3 separate regions of the Mus musculus genome follow, and regions 1 and 3 are each linked to region 2. The links are chromatin loops, found by intact Hi-C in ENCODE. Cell type or tissue: left cerebral cortex. All regions are shown on one strand. Region 1 holds the start of Zfp944 (zinc finger protein 944). Region 2 holds the start of n-TPtgg6 (a tRNA gene). Region 3 has its middle 50 kb from the start of Zfp945.

The links. Peaks named below come from ENCODE experiments on the same cell type or tissue, not always from the same donor. Only the 100,000 strongest peaks of a DNase experiment are listed, where the experiment ranks them.
Region 1: a loop joins it to region 2, with 7 times the contacts of the local background. A loop is called at or near these places in 2 of 42 quality-filtered maps.
Region 3: it touches region 2 in a loop (2.8-fold over the local background); 2 of 42 quality-filtered maps call a loop at or near these places.

The regions. Positions count from the first base shown.
Region 1 is chr17:22,360,070-22,362,569 of GRCm38, forward strand. It overlaps Zfp944 (zinc finger protein 944), which reads right to left and starts at 1,331. Exons shown (of 6, transcript NM_176962.4): 1 at 1,099-1,331. Zfp758 (zinc finger protein 758) reads left to right here and starts at 1,384. Exons shown (of 3, transcript NM_001347330.1): 1 at 1,384-1,638. The coding sequence starts at 1,513. In left cerebral cortex, no CTCF peak of the experiment used is centred here; DNase peaks (open chromatin) are centred at 1,189 and 1,469; H3K4me3 peaks cover 1,977 bases; H3K27ac peaks cover 379 bases.
Region 2 is chr17:23,545,124-23,547,623 of GRCm38, forward strand. n-TPtgg6 (a tRNA gene) reads right to left here and starts at 1,424; the gene lies at 1,353-1,424. n-TKctt14 (a tRNA gene) reads left to right here and starts at 2,237; the gene lies at 2,237-2,309. In left cerebral cortex, no CTCF peak of the experiment used is centred here; DNase peaks (open chromatin) are centred at 1,407, 1,950 and 2,216; H3K4me3 peaks cover 1,379 bases; H3K27ac peaks cover 723 bases.
Region 3 is chr17:22,815,703-22,818,202 of GRCm38, forward strand. It overlaps the pseudogene Gm16386. Among named protein-coding and RNA genes, the nearest start is that of Zfp945, 50 kb to the right of the region's middle. In left cerebral cortex, no CTCF peak of the experiment used is centred here; DNase peaks (open chromatin) are centred at 947 and 2,085; H3K4me3 peaks cover 1,445 bases; H3K27ac peaks cover 793 bases.

The sequences.
Region 1 (2,500 bases), 1.2 Mb before region 2:
AGGATAATGCAACACAAACTTAATTCAGAAACAATAGTAACTCAATCTCTGGGCACAACCCTGAAAACCTAATCTTGTAAGCCTTGTACTCTTATTCTTCTAGTGGTTGATCCTTGTGGATCTGCCATGATACTGGGACACTCAAGCAGCTACATCTTACCCATATGCTGTCTTGGTTCCAAAAGGACCCGACTCTCTCTTGTTTACTCTCTTCCTATGTCCAACCTGAAAGTCCCATGTACTCACCCAGTGATTGGCTCCTATATTCATTAGGGGACTGGTTCACAAGAACAGGCCCATCCACAGTAGAGGAGGAAGAGGAAGAAGAAGAGGAGGAAGAGAGATAGAGACCAAAACGTTTGGATTATATAGGGAGGCACCTCTAGTGGAAGGGCAACCAGGACCCTGGGCTGAAAAGTTAGGATTGAGGGCAGGGCCTCTCAGGTTGGTAGAACCCTGAGGTCAGGTCTGCTTTGATATTTAAAATATGCACCTCAGTCCATTGTCCTGGCATCCAAAACCAAACAGTATCAAAGGAGACAACTTTGGCTAGGTGCTTTCTTGGCTCCCGCTTCTTCTCTTGCCCCCTATTCTCTCTTCCCTTCTCTTCCTTTGTCCAACTCCACCTCTCTCTTTCCAATCACATCCTGGTTAAGTCTGGACCCTTACTTTCTGAGTCAGTCAAGTCTGCCCTGGTTCCTCTTTTTACTTCTACCTACAAAGCCCTCTGAGGATGCCTATTTCCCAGGCCATAAGCCACTCTCTCCTGAGTAGGCAAATGATGGGTCAAGGGAGTTAAGAAATCTAAGTTCGAGAAGCTTTGTAACTGCTGTTACAAAGAGAACCCCGTGTGCAAACTACAGTACTGCAAATGTTCTACGACACTATTTTCGGAAATCATTCTGGTAACCATAAGATAAATGAAAACAAACAAACAAACAAACAAAGCACGATACACCCAGTTCATAGGATCTCAAACCTCCTGACAATGATAAAAATCCACAGCATAATTGTGAGCGCGGCGTCCTTAAGAGCAACTGCAGAAAACAAGCCCCTGCTCCGCTCCAGCCCATTTCCCAGCCCCGCAGCTCCTCTGACCTGGAAGGTTCCAGGGCCGCCGGGCTGCGGTGCCCCCGGCTGCGCGGCTGATGGCTGACTCTCCCAGGTCAGCACAGGAAACCGCATCTGAGGAGAGTTACGGCCTTCGAAAAGAACCAGGCCAGGGTAAGTCGCCCGCAGTGGGAGTAGAGACAACTTGGCTCCAACAGGTACCTAAGGGGACGCGGTTCCCAGTCTCTGGCCACGATCTTTGGAGCGGCTCCCCTAGCCCCGCCCAGGACACCACGGTTCCGGTCACGTGACAGCGCTAACGCCTTCAGGCCCGCCGCTTTCACTTCCTTAATTACGTTGGTAGAGTCCGTCCAGCTGCGTTCTCTTCTAGGTCGCCAGCTCCAAATGTCCAGGCCAGAATGACGTGAAAAGCCACCACTCCCCTTGCTACCTGTGTAATCCATGTGTACTCGAACTGAGCGCTGGTTTTTCGGCCCCAGTTTCCTTCGGAAACCGGAAAGCTCCTCAGACTCTGTTTTGTGGCTGCGGACCTGGGAGAGTCAGCAGCGCAGCCCTGGAAGGTCCCAGGTCAGAGGCGCTGCGGGGCTGGGAAACGGGAGGGAGCGGAGCGGGGAGGTGGGGGGGGGGGGGGGGCTTCCGCAGCTGTTTTTATGGACGCCGCTCTCACAGTTCTGATGTGGATCTCTTACAGTTGTCAGGAAGTTGAGATCTTATGAACAGTTGGTCTATCATGGTTTTTTTTCATTTATCCTCCAGTTAACAGAATATTCAGTCGTAAAATAACTCATTAAAAATGATAGACCAGTTGTATTATCTGCTGTTTGCTATTGTGTCAATCACAAAGCTTACGGAATGTAAATTTATTCATATTTTCTAACTCCTGTGTTTTACTAATTGCTTATTCAAGAGGATACGTTTTACCCTGCTATGTAGAACTTTGTGTATATAGTAATCATATGAAGAACCAGTGCACACTTTTTTGAACGAGAAAATATACTTTGTGTTATGCTACGGCTATGATTGTAAACATTACTATTTACTAAGCATACTTTTTATTGCCCATGAATTATTCGTCTGAGTTGTATGCAGTTTAGGATGTAAGTAAAGCATTCAGAAATGCGTCTTCATATGCTGATTTATTTTTTAAATTGCCTAATTTTTACTAGATATTTTCTTTATGTATATTTCACATGTTATCCCTTTTCCTGGTTTCTCCTCCGAATACACCGCCTCACCCCCTGCTCCCCAACCCACCCACTCCCACTTCCTGGCCCTGGCATTCCCCTACACAGGGGCATAGAACCTTCATAGGACCAAGGGCCTCATCTCCCATTGATGACCAACTAGGCCATCCTCTGCTACATATGCAGCTGGAACCTTGAGTCTCACCATGTGTATGTTCTCTTTGGTTGGTGGTTTAGTCTCTGGG
Region 2 (2,500 bases):
TAAATAGAGTCAACAATAAGTCAAAGGCCAAATAAATAAAGTCAAAGCCAAGCAAGCAATCAGTTGACAGGGAGTGAACTAAGAAAACCCAGGAAAGAGAACGGAGAGACTGAGTTGGAGGGTACTTACGGCAGCATGGAGGAGGAGCGGGAGCTTTGCCTTCTGGGACATTGGTGGAGTAGAAAGGGCAGCTGGGTGCTTTCTCTGTCTCTCTGAGCTAGCAGGATTTCATCCCAGCATCTGGCTCCCAAGCCTTCATTGGTAAAATCAAACGTATGTACCATTCCCCTCTCTCCCCCTATACCAGGCCACTAGCTGGGTGGACAAAGTCAGTGTCCTAAGCATGTTAATGTCAGAAACAGAGGGACACATTTGGTTTGCCTTTCCACAATGTCAGAATTTATTGAGTAACAATAAATTCACAATCTACAATTTTCCAAGTAGTCCTGATTTGACTAGATACCTGATTTTTTTTTTCCTGGTTTTAGAGCTTTATTGTAGGACGGTAGGGAGAAAGAAGGTAGAAAGAGGGAGGCCGTCCATGGCCGAGTGGGGGCGTGGGGGGAGAGAGAGGAGGGCTAGAGATGAGAGTAAGGAAGGTGAGAGCTTAAAGAGCTAGATACCTGATTATTGCACCACCACGCTTGCCTTAAAATCTTTAATTGACTCAATCAGTGTAGTTGTCAACAGCTATCTCCTGTGGATCATTTCAGCTGAGAGCTAAGGAATCCTGATACCTAGGTCCATCCCAAAGCTGAACCTCAGTTTTCCCAATGTCTAAGGACAGCCCACATTAGACCTACACAAGAGTATACAACCTAGTATGAGACTCACACCTATTTCCTATTGCTCCTGGCTACCTGGGATCTAATGCCTGTGCACAAATGCAGAGAGATGCAAAAGTGGCCAAAGACCAACACTGCAGTGATGCTCACCTACATGTGAGCAAAACCCAGTCCAGCCCAGCTGACCAGAAATATAACAACATTTAAAACGTGTATCTGAAGCCCGGCATGGTGGGCACGCCTTTAATCCCAGCACTCGGGAGGCAGAGGCAGAGGCAGGCGGATTTTTGAGTTCGAGGCCAGCCTGCTCTACACCAGGACAGCCAGGGCTAGAAACCCTGTCTCGATAAAATTAAAAAATAAAAAAATAAAACGTGTATCTGCTCAGCTATGATCCTGGAGTCATGGAGGAAACCCACGCTGGGTATCTGACCTCTGAGCAATTACTGGTATCCACGGAGCTGGATCTCCTCCCATCTCTGGTTCCTAAAAAACCTGGCTCGTGAGATCCAGGAGTCTACGGAGATAGGGTTGCGTCGGACCAGACACTCTGAGCGCTAAAAAACTGGGCTCGTCCGGGATTTGAACCCGGGACCTCTCGCACCCAAAGCGAGAATCATACCCCTAGACCAACGAGCCACGGTGACAAGCAGCCTCAACGTTGATCTTTAGGTATCTCGAGCTGAATGACATGCTCCCGCTAGAATTCGACTCCACAAGTTTATTTTTCTAAGAGTTCCAGGAAGCGAAAGGAGGAGATCGGGCTCCGTGGAGACTTGCCTGGAGAGAAAGTTCCGAAACGCTCAAGACAGGTCAGACGGCCCCCAGCGTACGATATGAATGACCATAGACCATCGTCCTTCGGGAAAGGGAAGCCAGCGAGTTTGTGTGAACAATGCAGTTTCATGGTGGACGGCGGCTCAGAAATTTTGTCCCAGGTAGAGCCAAGTCTAGGACTTCGAGAATGAGAGCTTCCTGACACGCCAGTCCACACAAGCTCAGTCGTCCGGGAGAGCCATAGAACCCGCAGATCCTGTACCTTGGCCAAACCCACTCGGGGCCAGACTCTGCCTAGAAGACCCGCGCAGCTCAGAGACCCAGACACAGAAACCACAACTCCGGGTTGGTTCTTCCGAAGCCCACAGCTTAGCGTTCGGCAAGGGATCCAGTGTCCTGCGGCGGCTTTGAAAACGCATGCTCGCCATGATTAGATTCTGGAACCGATCGGGCCCTAAACGGGGGTCTCACTAACATCCTCACAGACCACCACCTTGTCCCCAACCTTGTGACTCCTGGGAACGGAAGGGGCCACACAAGCCCTGGCTGTGCGATTGATACGAAGCTACAGGAGCAAACCTACCACCATGGCTCTAAGACAAGTCTAATTCGTTCTAGAACCCGGAAGTGTATAGAATTCCAAGAGGTCTGTGGGGAATAAGTTTCTCATCACCGCCCGGCTAGCTCAGTCGGTAGAGCATGAGACTCTTAATCTCAGGGTCGTGGGTTCGAGCCCCACGTTGGGCGAGTAATTTTGCTTAAATGAAAAAGCGGCCAGAAGTCCAGAAATTGGAAAGGATTGGAAACTGGCAGAAATCTGAAGACAGGAGAGATATAAACTCTAGTGCCTAGAGAGCATTTATTTCGTACACCAGGCAAAAGAGTCACAATCCTATGGAAAGTCCCCTTTTACTTAGATTAGCTCTATAGATTTAGTT
Region 3 (2,500 bases), 730 kb before region 2:
AAAAGCGTCAAATGGAAGGGTGACTTCAAAAGATATTAAAACTATAGCAGTGCAAAGCATTGAGGATAGGAAGACTAAGAGTAGATATCAATGGGAAGGTAATATAGACAGAGTTTAATACTATGCAGAGATATTAAGCAAACAAATATCAACATTCTGTGAGCATTATATTAGGAAATGGAGAAATTAAGCACGACTGATAGAGAACACAAAGGAAATGCAAACTGCTCTAAAAGTCTAAGAGCAGGAAAAACTAGGAGGCATCAATTGTTCTGACAAAACAGTATATTAAAAATATAATAATGAAAATATTTAATATTGGTAAGAAGATGTGATCAGTGGATGTGAGTGGGAGGTAGACAGCATCCCTCACATACAAAACCAAATTAAATTACATTTGCCTCTGTGTATTAATTCTCACAAAGAGAGTCTTCTAATACCTATCAAGGGAACATTCTGACATTATTCTCGTACAATTATCTAGAAACATTTGGAATGAAATAGAATCTGGCCAAACCAATTTCATGTCCTCTTTCTTTCTACTGTGAATTGAGCCCCTCAACATTCCTTCCTTAATTCCTCTACCATACCTGGATCCTTTGCTACAGCTTCTTCTCTTCACCATCCAGGGCTCTTGGTTCAGACTCACAGGTGAGCAGAACTGGCTGAGGAGTGGGACACCTGTGTATGGGAAAGAGATTCTTCAAAAAGCACCCAGAACTTTTCATAGAAGGAAAATACATGACACTTCCAAAGATAAATATAAAGGAAAGAGAAAATATCACAACTAAAAATGTCTCCTTTCCTGTAAGGATTTGAATGTACTCTGTAAGATGTGAGGCTCACTCACACACAGCTCAGACACAAGCAGAGTCATTCTATCAGGAATCCTGGGGAGGAGCTGGGGAGACTGCAAGAAAACCATTGTCACCCACAGAAACCAGACTGCTGCACTTGTCCAAAGGGAGATCTCTGCAAAAAGCCCTGTCAGCAGGGTCTAGGCATTCCCACTCCTCCTACGAGAAGTGTACAGTCACAGCACTAAATGTTAACAAACCATGAAATTAAAAAACCAACCAACCAAACAAACAAACAAAAAACCCAAACAATTGTTTGGCCACATATGTTAGGGCAGAATGCTTTTCTTCAACCAAGGAGACAAATTTCCTATAAAGGTGAAATATCATAATTATTCAAAAGATGCTTTCTAACACTTTATTTTAATCTATAGAGGGTTTTCTACTTAAATGGTGTGGTCTGATATACTCACATAGCAATACTGGGCTTGCCTGGAACTAAGGTATAACATTAAAAACTCACCATATGAAGATGCATTTCTAAAGGCTTTACTTACATCTAAACTGCATACAACCCAGATGAAAAAAATCATGGCCACTAAAAAAAATTCTGCCTATGAATGTTAATGTTTACAGCAATAACAGTTTTGCTCACTGAAGTAAATTTTCTGGTTCAATAAAAACTGCACTATTTCCTCATATAATTATTGTACACAAAGTTATCTATGTGGATACCTGTTAACAGGAGCCAAAGGCATTCTCTTGAATAACCAGTTAGTAAAAGAAAGGAGTAAGAAAGCATGAATGAATTTATTGTCTTGGAGCTTTATAACTGACACGAAAACAAACAGCAGATCTAAATTACCAGATTTTTAACGTGTTACTTTATGACTGATTATTCCGGTAAGTGTAAGATAAATAAAAAGAACACTATAAACTGCAGTTCATAAGATCTCAAACTGCCCCACAACTGTAAGATATCCACAATAGAATCACTGAGAGCTGCTTCCTTAAGCAGCTGCACACACCCCTCTCCGCTCCTGCCCCGCAGCTCCTCTGACCTGGGAAGTTCCAGGGACGCCGGGCTGCGGTGCCCACCGCTGGGCTGCTCACTGCCGACTCTCCCAGGCCCACAGCTAGGAAACCCGGTCTGAGGAGAGTTTCCCGGGGTCCAGAGAGATCTAGGACACGGGTTCTCTCTGGGAAACCAGCCCACGGTTACGGTTACCGCGTAATGCATTCACGTAGGAAGTGAATTGAGGATTTTCCTGTCACTCCTGGCAGGAAATCTTTGTCAGTCTTTGGAGCAGCTCTCTTAGACCCGCCCACCATACCCGGGTTCCGGTGACGTAACTCCTTTGAAGACTATCAGCACTTAATTGTTTTTGTAGAGTCCACCCAGATTCTTTCTTTTCGCTGTCACTTTCCCGGTCGTTCCAGTAACACCCCCCCCCCCCACCCGGACTCCCCTACCCCTGCCTCGGGGATTCTGGTTCCTTCCACTTCGTCTCAGGCTTCCAGCCACGCTGCTTCAGCTGTCAGGTTGTCCTGGAAGGATGCTGCACCCTAATATCTGATAGTTCTAAACCTCTCAGATAATAGATAGGCAGCCTCACTTTTTAGCTTGAAATACAAGCTTCCTGGGCTAAAAACCGCACAGCAAAATATAACCAACACCCTAAATTCCGTTTTCCTTTCTTCCA